Linked DNA regions of Homo sapiens: region 2 is linked to region 1. A link is an interaction called in ENCODE POLR2A ChIA-PET data of the cell type or tissue named here. Cell type or tissue: PC-9. All regions are shown on one strand. Links, peaks and the distances in the headings refer to the core of each region. The heading gives the core; the rest is flanking DNA.

What was found. Peaks named below come from ENCODE experiments on the same cell type or tissue, not always from the same donor. Only the 100,000 strongest peaks of a DNase experiment are listed, where the experiment ranks them.
Region 2: POLR2A ChIA-PET joins it to region 1 with 10 read pairs; 2 of 35 experiments call an interaction of 5 or more read pairs at or near these places.

The regions. Positions count from the first base shown.
Region 1 is chr6:126,968,123-126,978,931 of GRCh38, forward strand. The region is part of intron 7 of LOC105377989 (a long non-coding RNA gene); the gene reads right to left. Among named protein-coding and RNA genes, the nearest start is that of RSPO3, 150 kb to the right of the region's middle. RefSeq lists an enhancer at 8,103-8,673. In PC-9, for the core only: no CTCF peak of the experiment used is centred there; no DNase peak of the experiment used is centred there.
Region 2 is chr6:127,099,764-127,104,763 of GRCh38, forward strand. All of the region lies in intron 4 of LOC105377989 (a long non-coding RNA gene), which reads right to left. Among named protein-coding and RNA genes, the nearest start is that of RSPO3, 16 kb to the right of the region's middle. In PC-9, for the core only: a CTCF peak has its summit at 1,136; a DNase peak (open chromatin) is centred at 2,738; H3K27ac peaks cover 2,540 bases.

The DNA of each region.
Region 1 (10,809 bases), core at 2,917-7,916:
TTTTTAAGTTCATTGTGATAACTATTAAAAAGAAGGAATTTGTAAGCAGTAGAATGTTACTCCTAAAAGAAAGACTTTATGATTATAAATTAATTTCATCTTATTTTTATATTGTGCCTTGATACTTTAATGTTGGAAAGCAAATATATTCAACTGTTGCATTATTGACATTCTCAAGCCCAACACTTTGTACAGAAGTTACTATATGAAAATATCCTTTCTAGTGTTTAGCTACAAAATATCCTATGTGTTTTCTAAAATCATTCATTTAACGAGAAAACTGTACATAAGCAGGTGCTTGCTAAGAGAGTTCCATGATAATCATTATAGTGACAGGGAAAACCAAGATAAACCAACTAAACTGTTGTTCCTAATAGGGATGATTCAAGGTATAAATTAGTTTAGCACCTCAATCAAGAATTTATACATGTTCTATCTTGGAACGTATTCTCTAACAGGTAATAATGATTTATACATGATAACTCCAGAATTTATATCTCTTAGAAAAAATATGGAAGCCCAAACAATCTTCAATAAACTATACCCCACTCTTCAACCTTTATTTCAAAGGGCTACTATGAATATGAAAACAATGGACTAAAAAGAGCGTAGTCCCCCCACCATTTACATTATTTTTATTTTATTCAAGATTCTGTTTCTGTGAGTGAGGGAGATAATCAAATATTTTGACTTTAAATACATTTACCCTCACTTTTATTTTGCCGTATTTATCAAAAGCTGAGCAGGAAAAAAATAGAGAAACGGGAAATCTAAATTATGATGCCTACCCTTAAGTTGCTTTCTATCAACCTGGGACAAGTTGTTTTTCTTTTTTTTTTTTTTTTGAGACGGAGTCTTGCTCTTTCGCCCAGGCTGGACTGCAGTGGCATTATCTCGGCTTACCGCAAGCTCCACCTCCCAGGTTCACACCATTCTCCTGCCTCAGCCTCCCGAGTAGCTGGGACTACAGGCGCCCGCCACTACGCCCGGCTAATTTTTTGTATTTTTAGTAGAGACGGGGTTTTACCGCGTTAGCCAGGATGGTCTCGATCTCCTGACCTCATGATCCGCCCGCCTCGGCCTCCCAAAGTGCTGGGATTACAGGTGTGACTCACCGTGCCCAGCCAGGACAAGTTGTTTTTTTGTTTTCCTTTTTTTTTTTTCTTTTTTTGCTTTCCCAAGTTGAGAGACACCAAACATAAATACTCGATAAGTTAAATAGCAATATATCTTAGAAGCAACAATCAACAACGTAGAGATGATGCAAAAAAAAAAGTTTAGACAGTAATTGTTGGAAAGGCGATTACTAAAACCACAGTGGACCAGATTTCTCTATGAAATACTTCTGATTTTACTACTTACATAGAACTATTCAAACTGTTATTTGAATTGATTGATACTGTTGATGTGAAAAGTGCCTAAACTATTCTACAATGACTCTACAAATATTTATATATGTAATGAGAACTTGCATCGAGATGTTGTTGATAATAATAATACCTTATCCTTAAAAAACAATGTAGTGTACAGAACAATTTTGACATACCGTATCATATTTTATCTATGTAAAGCACAAAGCATCTACAGTTTGACCTTAGTTGAGGGATGTATTCGTTCATTTTCATGCTGCTATGAAGAAATACCCAAGAGTGGGTAATTTATAAAGAAAAGAGGTTTAATTGATTCAATGTTCCACATGACTGGGGAGGCCTCAGGAAACATACAATCATGGTGGAAGGCACCTCTTCACAGGGCAGCAGGAGAAAGAATGGGAGCTGAGCAAAGGGGGAAAAGCCCCTTCTAAAACCATCACCCCCATGATTCAATTACCTCCCACCAGGTCCCTCCCATAACATGTGGGGATTATGGGAACTACAATTCAAGATGAGATTTGGGTGGGGACACAGCCAAACCATATCAAGAGATGAAGGCTAAGCTTGGGGGAAGTTGAAGCAACTGCCTAAATTTACTTATTCATGGCAGTTTTTATTCAATTCTTGTCTGTTCATTTCTAGTAAAATGTCAGTTCCATTACAGAATTATAAAGCTAATCATAAATCATAAGTTAAACATGATTTATGTAAGACTCAATTACATTTTATGTTTGATGATAATTAAGAGGTGACGACATAATTTTTGAATTATAGTAACTAACATTCATAGGTTACTAAGTTAGGGCTAAGAATATTTTCATATACTACCTCATTAAATCCTTATAGTAATTCTCTAAGTCGGATACTTTGTTTTTTTCTGTTTTTTGTTTGTTCGTTTGTTTTTGAGATGGAGTTTCACTCTTGTCACACAGGCTGGAGTGCAATGGCACCATCTTGGATCACTGCAACCTCCACCTCCTGGGTTCAAGCAATTCTCCTGCCTCAGCCTCCCAAGTAGTTGGAATTATAGGCATGTGCCACCACACCCAGGTAATTTTTGTGTTTTTAGTAGAGAAGGAGTTTCACCATATTGGCCAGGCTGGTCTTGAATGCCTGACCTCAGGTGATCCGCCCACCTTGGCCTCCCAACCTGCTGGGATTACAGTAGTGAGCCACCACCCCTGGCCTAAGGTGGGTACTTTGGATACTCTATTTAACATATGGAAAGACGGGATTAGAGTCAAAATTCCAAACTTGGTCTAAACAGGGTGAAGAGGGTTCCCCTGTGATTATCTATGCATTTTCTGGGTGATACTCTTCATAGCAAAATGAAGACTCTTCAGAGCAAAAAAAATTACTCTTGGGCTGCTATAGATAGATTAAATTTGAGTGTATATCTATCATTATTATGTTGCATAACTTGATGGCTTATCACACACAGGACTGAAGTTAGCCTGTAATCACTTTACCACTTAATACAACAATAAAAGAAATCATGTTCCTATTAAAGTACTGGACAGCTTTAGAAAAGAAGGGTTTCAGACACACATGGAATTCGTACCTGAAGGTATATTTTAACCTTTAGGTTATATGAAGCAAAGGTAGACTGACCTCCAATAAGATAAAACAAAATCAGGCTCTAGATTTTTTTAAATGCTATTTTGGTTGGAGAACACTTTCTAATTCCATCAACTTTGAATTTCCAAAATTAATTCAAATGTTTTTTAAAAGTCGGTTTCTATATCCACAATTTGGCTTAGTTCAATCAAAATGAAATTCACATTAGAAAGCAATGTGCTTTTACCATACTTCTGGCATGTTCTGCTAGGGTTAATTAAGTTATTAGCAGATCTACAGTTGGTAAAATAAAAAAACAAACAGCCTACAATTATTCACACCTAAAGAGAATTCCAGTCCCTGATTTCATATTGTCTAAACAGAAGCTTTTTCTTTCCTGGAGAATTTTCAATGAACTTAGTCTAAATAACTAGAAATGTTCTTAGCTATAACAGAGGTAGGTATATGAGCCAAAAGTTATTTGAAAACATACAGATTTCCTAGCTATATCACTAGAAATTCTTACTCAGAAGTTTTGAAATGGCACTGAAATACTCATATTTTTATAAAGCTCCCTGGCTTTTTTCTTGTGCAACAATCCAGTGTCAATGAGGGGACCTGCATTTGGAAATTCCTGAAGTAGAGCATTTCATTATCCAACAATGCATATGCACTACGAGTTATATTTATAGCAAATAAATCTAACAGGAACAGTTTACAGATAGCATTTTATGGTGGATTAGTTTATAGAAAAGGTGCTATAAATCAAATCTTATTTTAATATGATAAATATTGGGATTATTATTATATTCCTCATCTACAACTCAGTATTAACAGAATTGAACACAAATGCCATATTGAGTCAACTAAAAGTAATTGTCTCTACACTATTTATGTCTTACTTTTAGTTATTTTACTGATAATTAATATAGGGTAGCAGTCATGCCTAAAAACATAGATAAATTAAGGTAATATATAAAAAGACAAAATTAAATAGGTCTCAAACAACTAAACTAAGAAGTTTAGACTCAAATGTAATTAGTAAAGATTCATTTGTAAACAGGAAACTGACATGATTGAACTTGTATTTTAGAAGATAACTAACAAGACAGATCTAAATGGTAGACTTGAAGGGGAAGGGATAAACAGCAAAGGGAACACTTAAGAATTAACAGGCTGGGCTCAGTGGCTCATGCCTGTAATCCCAGCACTTTGGGAGGCCGAGGAAGGAGGATCACCTGAGGTTAGGAGTTCAAGACAAGTCTGGCCAACATGGCAAAACCCAGTCTCTACTAAAAATACAAAAATTAGCCAAGTGCAGTGATGTGTGCCTGTAATCCCAGCTATTCAGGAGGCTGAGACAGGAGAATTGCTTGAACCTAGGAGGCAGAGGTTGCAGTGAGACAATAGGGCACCACTTCATTCCAGCCTGGGAGACAAAGCAAGAATCAGTCTCAAAAAAAAGAGAAAAGAATTAATTGGTGATGAGAGTTCCTCTAGGGATAGAGAGGAAAATAAGAATAATAATAACAATAACTATCATTTAAATAATGCTACCTATTTGCCAAGCAATGTCCTAACAATGTACACATATTAACTCATATAATCTTCACTACCACCCTATGAAGTAGTGTTATCAGTTGGTATTTTCTAGGTAATAACCCCAAATATAGTGCCGTAACACAACCACCATTTATTTAGCACATCATCCTGGCAGTTCTTTTAGGCTTGGCTGAGATCACACATAATCTTTGGTCAGTTGCCAGGTTGGCTGGGGGCTGGCTGAACTAGAATGCTTCAGCTAGGAAGGTTTGTCTCTACTCTGGATGGTCTTTCATTCACCAAAGCCTGAATCCGACTTATTCACATGGTAACCGGGCAAATTTTGAGCAAGCAGAAGCACTCAAGGCCTCTCAAGACCTAGGTTGAGAAAAGACATACTATCATATCTTCCTCACTCTATTAACTAGAGCAGGGCACAGTCCAGCCCAAATTCTAAGGTGGGGAAATCAACTTCATCTCTTGATGATAAGGGCTGCAAAGTCACTTTGCAAAGGGTAAGGATAGAGAGAGGAGGAAAAGATTGTGGCGTTGTTTACAGTCTTCTTTAGTTAGGTATTATTGTTATCATGCCTATTTTGCAGGTAGGTAAACAGAAGCACAGAGTTGTTAGGTAATCTGCTTTAGGTCATTTAGCTAACAGTTCACCAAATAATCCAGCTTTAGTGTCTGTTGTCTAAGAAATTTACTTTTATGTCTCTAAGGTTTTAAGAAATGGAGAATGGTTAGAGAAGTATCAATGAAAAGAATCAACACGATTTAATGATTGATTAGATTGGAAGCAGGGAGTCAGAGAAGGAGTATGAGGATTCAAATTTGGAAAAATAGCGACATTAATAAAAAGTGACAGTACTTATTGATGACACCATCCACAAATTAAGAAATATAAGAACATGATTAAATCCCGGCCAGGGGTAGGAATGAGCTTAATAAAAATGTAGATTTGATCATTTAAGATTGAGCCGTGCTCAGGATATACTGATGGATATGTCCATTGGGCTGCCTGGAGATGGAGTCTTTCACTCAAAACAAAGAGATTAGGATAGAGATACAGATTTGAGCTCTGTTAGTTGAAAGCATAAAACTAGATGAAAAGACACAAAGAGAGTTTAAAGAAGAAGGACAAGGACAAAGTCAGGAGAAGTGTAGAGGCAACGCAGAGGAAAAACAGCCTTTCAAGTAACTTTCTGGTGATTAAAACCAAGAAACAGCAACATAAAAAAAAGGAAGAGTGACATCTCCTCCTACTAATAGAAGTGTAGGTAATTTGTCTCCAACTGAAGACTACTGAACAAACTAGATAAAATATTTTAAAATAAAACAAATCATATCCTTAAATTAGAGAACCAATAAGACATCATAACATTACCATCCAACAATCTAAAATAAGGACAAAGGCCCAGGAAGATAAGAACAGAATTTAGGGTTACTCTACCCTAGGAGAGTTTGACAATTAAAGAGGGAGGTTCTGGAAGATTGAGCTATGGTTTTGACAGCCTCTTGGGAGTAGGAGTACTGTAGTTGAGTCTAGGGCTTACCAAGGAAGATGGCTCTAGTGAATCCTCTTCACTTTGCTTTGGGACTTTGCAAAAGTAGAGAAGACACAGTGAGGACTACATACAAGGTTTTGGAATATCAGACAAAACAAACAGAGAAAGCAGGGAAACAACACTTGAACAGATAGTTCAAAAACACAGTATCTACGTGGCCAAAACATATTTTTAAAGTTTCACTTCACGAGTAATCATCAAAATGCAAATTGAAGACACCAGATACCACCATATACTTGCCAAAGTGACTAAAAATTAAAAGATTTAAAATGCCAAGTTCTGGGAAGGAAGTAGAGTGACAGCAATTTACATACACTTCTGGCCACCGGAAAAAAAGAACGCCATTGATGATCAAGACTTAGGAATGGGAAAGATGCAAGTACACAAGTGGAAGTGTAGCTTTGCAGAGGTGGAATCTGCCTTTTCTATGAGAAGAGAAATGACGGATAAAGATATAGATTGGTTTGAGGCCAAAATGTTGAGAAAGTTTTACCTGAGGAAGTTTAGAATGGGCTCCATGTTCTTTGTTAATATGAGTGAGCCTATTGATAAAAAGGGAGGAAAGCTGGGGTGAGTAGGCATTTTGCAAATATTAAGAAAATGTTGTAATAGCTGTTACAAAGTCTGAAAATAGGATTTTGCTAGGCATATGCAGAAGTGTGGCTGAGAATATTGGGAAACAGGATGATATGAAAACAATGAAATTCAAGTGACTTCAATCTTAATGTTTTAGATTTCTCTGGTCTTAGTAATGTAGTAACCATCTTGATTCATGAAGCACATCAAAGGTACCATTCCAGTTGTCTCTGAGGCCCAATTTCTTCACTTAGAGAGAAATATTTCTACACTGTACTTACTGTAAAAGGATGTTATGTATCTGTTTGGAAACAATCATACCTAGTTATATAGAAAAGTATGCGAAGAAAGTGAAGAAAGAGCACTTACATAGAATTTGAAATAGAGTAGGTAAATTTGACTGTGGAAAGCTGTTTAATCCACATACTTGCCTAGGGACAGTTGGAATTTAAACCATCATAGGCACTCTGACACCTGTGTCACTTAAGCCATCTCAAGCAAAATGGTGCAGGAATTCAAATGTCACTAAACTTTTCCAGCAGGAGAGATCCAACCAACTTCACTTGTAGACCATTCTAGTTTCTCCCAATTCTCATGGCCCAGGCATACTTTCTTATATGTTTCATGGTCTATTTAACTTTCCCTGAAGTCTGGAAAACCTCAAAAGCATGTTGACAGCAAGGATTTTTAAAAGTCTTTCTTACAACAGCCAAAACTATAGCTCATAGCCTGCATAGAAACCTTGATTTTTACAAGCAAACCGGTGATATAGGTTTCCCTTCTACACTCAATTAGATTCCCTCATTTCAATTCAGCTTTGCATATGAGTTTTACAAAGCTGAGTTTGACAAGGTGAAATGTTGTTAAGGAACTAAAAGTCAGGATCATGGAAACACCTCACCGGAGATATATTTAATTAAAATGACTCATCCTAAGAGCAAAAAAACAGGTAATTTCGTAGATTGTCCCCCAAACTTTGTTCTCTCCTTACCACCAAACCTCATGTGGTCTTAAAAAAAAAAAAAGGTCTTGACCCAGAGTACATAGAATGTGGAAAGGCGTGGTACCCTTTTGCATTTTGTTATTCATCGAAACACCAGAACAGGCAGGACAAAGTTTGCAAGCCCAGGAGAGACTTTCAACAGCAACCTTATCTTGTTTGAAAATTTGCTCTGAGGTCACATGGAGCAAGCGAGAGCTCAGCTGACAGTGTGTCGAAAAGCCTCCAGCTAGCGAAAGAAAGCATCCTTGAGTGCAAAAAGGTCGAGCATCTTTGGAAGTGGGTAAATTGGAACAATATGATATGCCTTGTGTAAAAACATATTCCATTTTCTAACTTTGCAAAAACAGTTCGTGGTCTGGATTCCTAGCAGTAGAGAAAATGAAAATCAATAAACGTAAGCTAATGTCAGGAGTGCTAAACTCTTTTGTCTTGTTATTGGTGGCAGTGTTAAAAATAAAAATAACATAAACACATGCCTAAATAAATAAATAGCAGTTCCTTCAAAAACCTGAAAACTTTGGACAAGCCCAAAGAGCATGTACGTACTGTCCAATTCAAGGGAATCAGGACAGTATTGGATTTCACAGATAGCACCACAGACAGCTATTAAAGTCTAATCCAGTGTCACATTTCTGCCCAATGCTTGCTAACTACCAGCCCAATTTGCTGGCTTCACTCACTCTGTGTTTCTTCATTGTTTCAAGCCAGGCAGAGACTTATCTTAATAATGGGTCAATCCTCAGCCAAATGTGTTCAACTGAAGGCCACCATGGGAGAATGGCAGGATATTGTCTTTCCAACAGCAAGTGAACTGCAGGCAGCTTAAGGCAATATCCATTTCACTATAATGCTGGTTTATGTTACAGCCCTTTTCAAACTTCTAATTGCCCTGTATTGCTGACATTTATATACATGCCCTATTTTAAATGAAAACACAACACTGAGGTCAGAAGGAGGTTCTGGGACAGCAGAGACCCCAGGTGAAACCAAAGGGGGAAATTACGTTAAAACTTCTAAATGCCAAACATGTTTGAGAAAAAGAGGAAAAAAAATAAAGTCTTAGGGCAGAAAAAACATTAATCATGGCCCCACGGTATAAATTAATAATAGCTATATTTAATACTGCTATGTAAACTTTCTATGGTTGGATTATATAAATTTTAAATGAAAGTAAATATTATTCATTTGGCATGGTAAGTCTGGTAAGTCTCAGCTTATATAGAATAACTTTGAATATGATTTTTTCCCCTCCAAATTTCACTTTTATTTGTCAAAAGCAAACTGGGTTTCTCGGCTGCTTTTGGCAATCACTATATGTTATGAATCTTTCAGATCATTCTACAAGTCACAATTAATAAAATAATATTTCGCATTTACATACAGCTTTTCACCTAGTATCTCATACTGTTTTAAAAGCAATAAATCATTCATTTCAGAATTGCAACTAAAGAGTCTCAAGTGTTGTTCTAACAAGTAATTTCTTCCAAGTAGCTTCAGAAGAAGCAACGCATATATAGGCTATAATCATTTTCATTTGTTTATTCATATATTCATTCACCGAGTTATTGATTCATTGATTCATATCCTGAACAAACATGTATTGCATGTGCATGTGTACTTAACATTCTGTAGATGTAAAGCTATATAAATAAGTGTTAAAGAGCTTACATTCTAGTTGGGTTCTGGTTAAGAGACTGTTTAAGATACAACTCTGAATGACCTGAACAAATTATTTCAATACTATGTTCTTTTAATCTCTCCGTGAACATCTTATTGAGGACTAATACATTAAGAAGTAGTCACACCGATGTTTTTCTTTTTATATAAGGTATATATATTCAAAGAAAAAACTTAGAAACAAAGAAAAAATCATTTAAAATTTAATAATTACCATTATTTCTGCTACACAGAGATAAACATTGTTAATAATTTGGCATATACATTTCTTGTCTGTTTTAAATTTTTCTACGTCTATATAAAATATATTTACTTTTTATATACATAAGATTACAGCACACATATTGATGATTTATAACTGACTTTTAAAAATTTATAAATATATTATAAATATTTTCCCATGTCATTGAATTTTAGGTTTCAGTGTACTGAAGTCGTGGCTTTTGCTTATAGTTCTGTTTCAAATTGTGAAAGAACACTAGGTCACTAATCAAATTTATATGAAGAAACAAAAGGCACAAATACAGTCAAATACAAGATAAATATAAAAGACAATGTAACTGTATTTTGTATTTGTAATGCCTTTTCCCTCTGATTTAGAAACAACTACAAAATGGAATCATTATAGGTCGAAGGTGATGGGTACACAATATGTAATATGTAACTGTAACTATAAGAGCATAAAAGAGCAGGAAAACAGAGCTACACAGAAGCAATGTTTTTGTGTATTGTCAAAATTAAATTGGCATTAATCTGAACAAAACTGTTACAAATTTTTAAAAAATCATACTAAGCTCCAAGGCAGCCATTAAGAAAATATCTCAAAAACATATTGTAAGAAAAACAAAGGAATTAAAATGGTACACTAGAAAATATCTACTTAACACAAAAGAGGGTAGTAATAAAGAATTGAGGAGAAAAAATATATAACACATTTAGAAAATAAATGGCAAATGTAAATTCTACCTTATCGGTAATTAGATTAAATGTAAATGGATTAAACTCTCTAATCAAAAAGAAGAGCTTACCAAAATGGTATAAATAACTAAATAAATAAACCAACTCTGTCAAAAAGAGACTCATTCTAGATTCACTCATAAGTAGATTAAAAGTAAAAAGATGGGCAAAGATACATCTTGCAAATAGTGTAAAAAATGAAGTGACTACATTAATAGGAGACAAAATAGATTTTAAGCAAGAATTGTTACCAGAGACAAAGGACATTTTATAATAATAAAAATGTCAATCTATTAAGAAGATATGGTAATTATTAGGTTATTGCAAAAGTAATTGAGGTTTTTGCCATTACTTTTAATGTTTTTGTGTACTGTCAAAATTAAATTGGCATTATTCTGAATAAAACTGTTATAAATTAAAATTTTATGGTAAGCTCCAAGGCAGCCATTATTAAAATATCTTAACAACATTGGAAGAGAAACAAAAAAATTAAAATGGTACACTAGAAAATATCTACTTAACACAAAATAAAGCAGTAATGAAAACTTGAGGGGAA
Region 2 (5,000 bases), core at 1-5,000, 130 kb after region 1:
AACAGCAAAATTTGAGTGAAGTTCAGAGAAAGTAGAAATCATTCTTATAGTGTTAAGAAGGGACAAGGAGTGTTTCATGGAGTTCACATCAGCTGAGTTGCGTCTAAAGAGCATGTGAGGTTTCTATAACTGTAAATAGAAGCTCAGTAAACATCAAGTGAAAGAAATAGTGCAATAAAAGGAACAAACGTTTTAAAAAGTACAGGAGATATATGGCAGAAGTACATGTAATCCAGTTGTGCATGATACAAGAATATTTAGAACAAAAGTATATTAAAAACAAAATGCTAGACTTCCAAGATTTTTATTTTTTTTTTGAGATGGAGTTTCACTCTTGTTGCCCAGGCTGGAATGCAATGGCGAGATCTTGGCTCACCACAACCTCTGCCTCCTAGATTCAAGCAATTCTCCTGCCTCAGCTTCCTGAGTAGCTGGGATTACAGGCAGGTATGCCCAGCTAATTTTGTATTTTTAGTAGAGACAGGGTTTCTCCATTTTGGTCAGGCTGGTCTCGAACTCCCAACCTCAGGTGATCTACCTGTCTAGGCCTCCCAAGGTGCTGAGATTACAGGCGTGAGCCATCGCGCCCAGCCCAGACTTCCAAGATTTCTACAGGAGCTACTGGCTCATACCCAGATCTTCAAGATACACTTTTATACAAACCATAAACTTTCTTCTATCGAAATAATATCATAAAACTTAGACCTGAGACCTTCTAGCTCAAAATTCCGTTTTAGTACAATTGAAAAACTGAATTTCAAAGAGGTTAAGAGGTGTTTCCAAGTTCACACAGCTAACTAATGGCATTATTGAGACCCATATTGCAGTTTATTATTCCATTCGGGAAGGAGTAGTTTTTCCTGGCCTGTAAATACTCTTTTACTCCACATCCTACCTTTCACTCTCTCCCTATTCATGCCTAAGTATGCATTGGTTCACATGCTGACCCAAGCAGTCTGTGACCAAGGGAAGGGGTATTTTCTCTGTAAGTGGCTAAATGGTTCACACATGGAATCAGTCTCTACCTTGGCCTCATTAGATCCCGGTTCTAACCAATTCCTGGACTGCATCCTTATTAACTAAGAGGGCCAAAACAGATTGTCACCAAGAAGAGGAAGTTATTTTTAAAAAACCAACAGCACTTGAAATGCATTAAACATAACTTTCTTAGATTTGACTCCCTCTAGAGTATGTTGATGGGAAAGACTTGATCCAGTAAATTCTTTCTCAATACACATTTTAAAATGTGGAGCATTCATGCTACGAAACTATCTGTCCCAACCTCCAAAAAAAAAAAAAAAAAAAAAACTACAAGTTGTCTTAAAAAGAAAAAAAAGAAAAAACAATATTCAGTCTTTATTAATGGACACAGCTAAAATGTTTCTGCTAAGTCAACTACTGATTTGTAACTCCAACTCATTCATCTACTAGTGCCAGGACCAGAGATCTCTAAAGGAAAGTAATTAACTACTGGTTCTGTAATATAAAGTAAAAAAATTCCAAATTTGCAGTAATAGCTTTTTTAGTATGAATCAGATAATGTTTTAATGAATTAGCATTTAATACATGCCATCAAATCAAATAAACCTGTCATGAAACATTTATGTCTACAATTTAAAGTTTACTAACCAAATTCAATGAAATTTGGCCTCTCATGTCTCTGACGAACACATATTCACTTGCAAATATGCAAGTTACATGTTTCTTTATGGCAAGACATACATGTATTAATTTTATATTGCAAAAAAAAGCGCAAAATCAGAGAGTTGCTTAATTCTTCTAAACTCTTAAAACTTGAATACATTTAAGAGTTGTTTTACATGTTTTGCATTTTCAACCTCAGGCAGACTTATTCAACATAACAAAAATGTTCTCAATGTTACACTGAAGCATTCTGTACCATATATTAATTATAATAAAAAATGTTCATGAAATCCCTCATAGGAATAATACTCACTCGAGGATAATCAAGTTACATCAGATCTTTTTTCTCCTTTCCCATTCTTGCAGGGAACCCACATTTTAAAAAACATACGCACATACACATACACACACACACACACACATAATGTTTACCTATAGATCTATTTGTGAGCTCTGATGATCTTCCACTATCTTATGTTGATAGACCCTATTACAGTGTTTAGTACCTACCACTTCAAAATTTAAATAGTTACATAAAGAAACTTGGAAATAATATGGGAAAGAAACCATAAAATCTTAAGTTGAATAACACCTTAACACTTATCTGTATTTATGCAGGAATTCTTCTACTCCATAGGAGAAACACATTTCCTTTTAGACAAAATGACCACTTATATAATTTTCTCTCTGGAATGTTCCTCCCAGTCATGAAAGCTCTTGCTTGGCCTTGGGTCCCCAGCTATTAGTTGATTAGTAAAGTGCTTTGGCTTGTCTACTAATATTAATAATTAACTTGATTGATTAATATACATTAAAGGGGTAGAGGAAAGTCAGCTGGTGGGAACCTCTGAAGGACTGGTTATTTATTTGAACACTATGGTGCATTAAGAGTTCATTTTGACTTCTGTGAATTCTACCAGGCAGATAATTGCTCACCTTCTACAGAACTGAGAAAAAAACCTCCAGTCATGCACAAGTTGCAAAATATCGTGACTAATCCTTATAACGTTGTATTACACAGTTGCATAGTGGCTCCTGATGTCAATTGACCATTTCCCATTCCACAGACAGGACTCACTTGACTTTCTGTTTATTTAAGTGACACTTGTTTGAAATTCTGGGTGCTTCTTATCCCTTTGAGTCACACACTGTGTCTCAGAGCCTCTGGTACTTTTAGCACCTAATTAATTACTAACTCTAGCAAAGTCCTGCTGTTTTGCAACTCTCTGTCTTTGTTGGGAAATCACAACCCCTTGCTAGAATGAGAAGGCAAGAAAATAGTTATCAACCAAATATCCAGTTTGGGTCCATATTACAAAAGCGAATTACCTTAGGGTCTTTTAATTCCTCTAGATATTCAAACTAGAAAGGATAACTTATTGTGTCTCTAAACTTCCTTTAAGTTTAGCATCAAAGGAAATTCAAAAAAATATGTTTTTTAATTGCATTTGCATTCAGCTATTATTCAGAGAAGTTAAATAATCATTAAAGTTTTACAGTGAGAATTGGTAATGAAATACAAAAATAGTCTCTTAGTTCACACTGGCAAGTTTTCTAGGGATAGCACAAAGCACAATGCCCACAGGCATAACAGCACTCTCAACTCCTTTAACACTTACCATCCAAATCTCCCATTTGTCTGTCAACATATCCTCTGCTCCATTGTTACTAATTTTTTTGTGCATATAAGTTCTGACACCTCTGACTCCAAATAAATTTTAAGCACTTCAGAAGCGGAGGCTCTATCCTCTATTTTCTATCTGCAGCACCTAGTAGAGTACTCCGCGTATTTTTTTAAGTAGATATTTAAAACACATGGTATTTCTCCTACTGCAAAATATAAATAAAACTATAAATAATTCTATAAATCAATGCATGGTCTTAAAAAATTCTTGAAATACAACTTAACATAATTTTATGAAAAAGAATTTCTCAAACCAACCCGGTACTCTATATCAAGACAGCAGATACATTGAACAAATGCAATGAGTATGTATTATAATGCATTATAATGTGTTATAATCAATACCAGTATTAGAAACGTGTTATTGACTTTTGTGTTACATTTACCAGTAGAGAGACTACACATTCTCGAAATTGGTATTCCTCAAACTGAGAATCACATAAGCAAAGAAAGAATCCAAAGGACAGCTTCCCACAGTCCTACAGAATACTGACTCATTCCCTTTGTAATGAACCAGAAGACTCTCAGTCAAGTTACCCATTCTGATTTGATCTCTCTCTTCCCCCAAACCATGGTTATCGTCTCTGAAATGTGCCCTTTCAACATCAGTCCTTTCTCAAACAAAGAGATTTACAGTTGTTGGGAATCATTCACTCATCTAAGTGCAGCAGTGGCTCTTGATAGTGACAAAGGGATTCAGGCTGATTTGAGTCCCACCTCCACCTCTGCCCCCACCCTATTGGATATTTTGGAATCTATTTCTCATCTCACATTATTTCTTTCCTTTCCATGTTTGTCTCCCTACTTTGTGACTCCACTGCCTCTTGTCCTTTGGTGAAGGATGTAAGGACACAGGAAAAAATGAGTTCCCACAAGGTCACCAGATGAAAGAAATAGAGCCTGAGTTGCTTGTTAAATATACAGATGAACAGCTTTCTTTTCTGGAAATTATGATTTCTGATTCTATAGGTTCTGAATCTAGACTCTGAAATCTACTTTGTTTACAAGGGATTTGTGAAATTTTTATCTATATGTCATTTTGGGAAAGAGCAGAGCAGTGTGCCCCAACCTTGGGTGCACACTATAATCTCCTGGAGAGTGTTTAAACCACACAGATACCCCAGTCACTAGACTTTCTGACTTAATTGTGTTGAAATTGAGCCTACTCAATAGTCCTGTTAAAAGCTCTTTCATATGATTATATCATGAAGGGTTCTCAAACTTTAATATGCATTCAGTCACCTGGATAAATAATGGTTAAAATGATTGAGTAGATTGTGATTAGCAGGTCCGAGGTGGGGCCTAATGTTCTGCATTTCTTTTTTTTTTTTTTTTTTTGAGACAGAGTTTCACTGTGGTTGCCCAGGCTGGAGCACCATGGCACGATCTCGGCTCACTGCAACCTTTGCCTCCTGGGTTCAAGCAATTCTCCTGCCTCAGCCTCCCGAGTAGCTGGGATTACAGGCATGCGCCACCACTCCTGGCTAATTTTTGTATTTTTTAGTAGAGACGGGGTTTCTCCATGTTGGTCAGGCTGGTCTCGAACTCCTGACCTCAGGTGATCCACCCACCTCGGCCTCCCAAAGTGCTGGGATTACAGGCGTGAGCCACCGCACCCGGCCTGATGTTCTGCATTTCTAACAAGCTCCCAGATGATCTCTGTGCTTCTGCT